Regions from separate parts of the Homo sapiens genome. Here region 2 is linked to region 1. A link is an interaction called in ENCODE POLR2A ChIA-PET data of the cell type or tissue named here. Cell type or tissue: IMR-90. All regions are shown on one strand.

What was found. Peaks named below come from ENCODE experiments on the same cell type or tissue, not always from the same donor. Only the 100,000 strongest peaks of a DNase experiment are listed, where the experiment ranks them.
Region 2: POLR2A ChIA-PET joins it to region 1 with 12 read pairs; 2 of 35 experiments call an interaction of 5 or more read pairs at or near these places.

What each region holds. Positions count from the first base shown.
Region 1 is chr13:49,425,851-49,428,350 of GRCh38, forward strand. All of the region lies in intron 3 of CAB39L (calcium binding protein 39 like), which reads right to left. Among named protein-coding and RNA genes, the nearest start is that of CAB39L, 17 kb to the right of the region's middle. In IMR-90, no CTCF peak of the experiment used is centred here; no DNase peak of the experiment used is centred here.
Region 2 is chr13:49,264,798-49,267,297 of GRCh38, forward strand. All of the region lies in intron 4 of CDADC1 (cytidine and dCMP deaminase domain containing 1), which reads left to right. Among named protein-coding and RNA genes, the nearest start is that of CDADC1, 18 kb to the left of the region's middle. In IMR-90, no CTCF peak of the experiment used is centred here; a DNase peak (open chromatin) is centred at 1,244.

The DNA of each region.
Region 1 (2,500 bases):
TCTTCCAGGTTCAGCCCTCTGAGACACTCTTTCTTTTTAATGAAAGGTAGCACTTGCTTTCTGCTAAGCAGTTTTCTCATCATGCTTCCTACTTGTAGAAGTTTGGGGGTCCAAAGGCATCTTTTCATTTTGTACTCTCTGACCCCTTTAATCCAAACTAGTAGTGATCCTTAAAATACATTCCTCTTAAAGCTTTGTGGGGGTCCTAGGAATCTCACTGGGGTTCTTTGCATTAAACAAAAGCCACACGCACAAATCTTTTTCAGATAAGCCCTCCTCTACCTTGAGATTCTGCTGAAATGGCTGCAGGATAAGGACCATCCCCTTAAGTTTCTTGGACGCGCTATTGTTTGATTGAATGGATTGGTCAGTCACACCATTAGTCTTTCTTTAGAGGCCCTTTTATGTGACTGAAAAGTACTCTGAGGCAGAAACTTAGATCTTTCTTAAATTTTAACAAAGGATTTTACAGCCACACTCTCAACTTTGTCCTTAGTTTTCCTGACAATGCCTTGGATCTATCTGATCCTTGTTCAAGAAGGAAACCAGAATATTTCACCCTAAAATATGCTTCTTTAAAATATTTTTTTTTTTGAGACGGAGTCTCGCTGTGTTGTCCAGGCTGGAGTGCAGTGGCATGATCTCAGCTCACTGCAAGCTCCGCCTCCCGGGTTCAAGCCATTCTCCTGCCTCAGCATCCTGAGTAGCTGGGACTACAGGCGCCTGCCACCACACCCGGCTAATTTTTATATTTTTAGTAGAGACGGGGTTTCACCGTGTTAGCCAGGATGGTCTCGTTCCCCTGACCTCGTGATCTGCCTGCCTCGGCCTCCCAAAGTGGTGGGATTACAGGAGTGAGCCACCGCGCCCAGCCAATTTATTGCTCTTTATTGAAGATTTTCTATGAGCTGGGATTCTAAACCACTCTAAGCCACTCTTGAGTTACTTTTCTCTCATGTGAACTGCACTGCAGCATTACTATACGTGTTTGTTTCTCTCTTGTTCATCTGTTTTTTGCTGCAGGAGTCTGTCCCAACTACGAACTTATGAAGGTTGAGGAAAATTATTATTTCTCCCTTTCACTTAGAAGAAGCCATTTCTTAATTTAGCATCATTTACTGTTTGGAGAGGCTGACATGGTCAAAACTATCAAGTCTCAGCACCTTCAGGTTTATCAATCCTTTCTTTAGCATACTTGCTCCTGTCACTCTTTAGGCACAAACCAGGTGGCACCTTCAAGTCTAGTTGGAAATCTTCTTAGCTACGGTACTCAGTTCATTATGTGCATTCTAGTTTCTACATTACTACAGGTGACAGTGTTGCATTATAAAGCTTATGCTACTATATTAGAAGGATCCCCTTTCCTCCAGTTTCTAAAAAGATTCTCCCATTTTCCTTTAAGCCCTTCCTGGCAACCTCACCAAAAAAACATGAGTCTACAGTTTCTCCAAGATACTTTAGATTTACACTGACAGTGTCTTCAATGTCCATTCACCTTTCATCCACTACGAAGTTCCAAAGCCATGCCCACTTAAAATATTTGTTGCTGGGCACCATGGCTCATATGGGATTGTTCCCAAAGCAATCCCAGCACTTTGGGAGGCCAAGCAGGAGGATCACTTAAGCCTAGGAGTTTGAGACCACCCTGGGCAACACAGTAAGACCATATCTCTACAAGAAATAAAAGAATTAGCTGGGCGTGGTGGTGCACACTTGTAATCCCAGCTACTTGGGAGACTGATATGGGAAGACTGCTTTAGCCCAGGAGGTCAAGTCTGCAGTGAGCTGTGATAGCATCACTGCACTCCAGCCTGGGCAACAGAGCAAGACCCTAGCTCAAAAAAAAATTGTTGACATCACTTATCTTACTTCATTTGAACTGCTATATCAGAATAACATAGATGGGTGGCTTATAAACAATATAAATTTATTTCTCACAGTTCAGGAGGTTGGGAAGCCCAAGATGAAGGTGTCAGCAGATTCAGGGTCCAGTGAGGGCCCACTTCCTGGTTCACAGATGGCCATCTTTTCGCTGTATCCTCACATAGTGGAAGGCGAAACAAGCTCTCTCAGGACTCTTACAAGGACACTAATCTTATTCATGACAGCTACACCCTAATGACTTGATCACCTCCTAAAGGCCCCATGTCCAAATACCATCTCATTAGGGATTAAGTTTCAACATAGGAATTTTGTGGGGACACAATCAGTCTACTGCATCAATCAACCTCTAGTGCCAGTATCAAATTAGTTGTCTACTGTGTAACAATTATCCAAAACTTGTAAGCTTAAAACACATAGCTTAAGATCTATTATTTCACATAGTTTCTGAGAGTCAGGAATCCAGGAGTAGTTAGCTCAATGGTTCTGACTCAAATGTCAGCCTCAGGCAGGAATGCAATCATCATGAAGTTTGACTGGAGCTGGAAGGACTACTGGCTACTGGCTAGAGGCTTTGGTTCTTTGCTGTTTGGGCCTCTCCATAGGGATGCTCACTTGA
Region 2 (2,500 bases), 160 kb before region 1:
TATCAAGTCTTTATGTGCCAGCTACTGTAATAAGTCTTTTCAAGTTTAACTCACTGAATTCATAATGAATTATGAGGTAGCTACCATTATTTCCCCCATTTTACAAATAGGGAAACTGAGGCTGGGAGACATTATTTAACTTGCCCAAGTTTCTAAAGCCAGTTACTGGCAGAACTGGTATTTGAACCTACTTAATCTGATTCTAGAGCCTGTGCTATATAAACTCTTACCCACTATGCTATGCTATTCATTAGTATCCATTTAACAATTACTACTATTGCAATAGCTGCAATTATCACTCCTATAGTACAGGGGAATCTATCAAAGAAACACTCAGCTTTCACTTATCTATTTCTGAAAACATTTTTTATTAAAGTATAAGGTGCATTTCACTGATCTATTTTTATAATTGTCAATTTATTTAAGTACTTTGATTATATGATGTAAGAAAAATGTTAGAAATGTCTTCTGGAATTAACCAGAACACAATAAATGTGCAAAAATTAGAATGGAATTTACAGAGTTTATAGGCCACTGAAGCCCATCCATGAAACCCTTCATGAAACTCATTCATGAGGCCAAAGGGCAGAACAAACCCTCCCTGAAAATCTCAATTGGGCTTTTAGAATTTAAATTTAAATGTCTATACGAATTCTGCTGCTCAGTTTTGTCCTTCCACTCTTCTTAATTTTCCAGTGATATTGCTGATAACTATTGTTTTTCCTTTTACTATTAATCCAAATATTAAAGATATTTGTAAAAATTTAAAACAATCTCATTCTTACAAATTTTTGTTTTGGAAAATAGTTTTTTTCATAAAGCTAATGTTATTTATATTAATGTATAACAGATTATTGTTATTTTTAATGAATTAATAAATATTTTAAATTTTGTTTTAATTTTCAAGTACAGTAAATATCAGTAGATATATTCCACATAAATAAAAGCTTTTTGGAGTCCTCAATAATTTTTAAGAGTGTTAAGGAATCCTGAGATCAAAAAATTTGAGAAACTCTGCTTTAGCATTTGCCACTAATACACAAATGTCTGTCTAAAGAGGATTTTTCCCCTCTTGAATCAGGATTACTGGAAGCAGCTAAGATGCCTAGATGAAAGGTTTACCATCACTGCTGGTTAGGAAATGGATTATGAGAACTCGAACAGAGGGAAGGTGAAATGCAACCGGAGGAAACACTCTGATATGAGGTTTGAGGCCTTCAAAATTGCTTTGCAGCATAAGCCACAGTGAGTCAGGAGTACCAGGGAGTGGATAGAATGTTTATTTGTTTAACTGAGACTTTTTAGTTCATCAATTATTTTGAAGGGTAGAACACTCTGTGGGCTCTCTTTCTATTTGCTTCTGGGTACAATCACAAAAAAAAAATCTCTCCTAGCTGAAATTACATGCAGTACTAGCAAAGGGGTCTCTTTGTTATAAACTGTTCATTAATTGACGAACATTTGTGTACTTAACTATGTATAAGGCATCTCATCGTTCAATTTCAAATACAAATTAAAATATTTTTTCACATTTGTTATCCTGTTATGTTTTCTCTTTTACAAATTGTCTGTTCGTATCTTTTTGTCTCTCTTTAGGCCTTATTCTTGTCAATTCATATGTGCTCTAATGAATTGAAATATTTTCTGTATATTAAACATTACTAACCTTTCCTCTGTCACACTGATTGAAAAATGATCTATTTAGTTTGTTGTTTTGTCTTTAATTTTGTAAGCTTTAAAAAGTTAATATTGCCCTTCAGACACCATCCCAACATCACATAAGAATTTTTTCATGTTATAAATTCTTTGTGGACATATTTGATAACTGTTTTATTATGAGGAGGACCATAATTAATTCAACCATTCCCCTATTTTGGTCATTTAGGTTTTTGGGTTTGGGTTTTTTGTTTGTTTAACGTCTTTGCTTGCTATTTTAAAGAATGCTGCACTAAATGTGCATGCATGAGATTTCTTCTCTGTATTTAGAATATTTTCCTAGAATGGATTCTCAGAAGAATTCTCAGTCTGTGGAGAGGAACATTTTTAATGCATGGAAGAGGTATTTATTCCAGATAGAAAACTAGGCAATATTAGTTGTTCCCTGTAAGATTTTAAAAAACAGCCATGGCACCATGGAGGACTCTTCGAGTATATAGTTTTAGCGCTGGGCTTTGGGATCACACTTCACAACACCAGTAACTCCACAAATGCATTCCTAGAGGCTCTGTGAGAGGCTGGGTAACTTTTTCTTGAAAAGGCCAGATAATAAATATTTTAGACTTTGCAGGCCGTGTGGTGTCTGTCACAGCTACTCAACTCTGCCACACGAAAGCACCCAAAGACTATATAAGTGAATGGGTGTGTCTGTGTTTCAATAAAGGTTTATTTATGGATACTGAAATTTGAATTTCTGACAGTTCGATGTGTCACAAAATGTTCTTTTGATTTGTCCAACTATTTTAAAATGTAAAACCCATTCTTAACCTGTGAGCTGTACAAA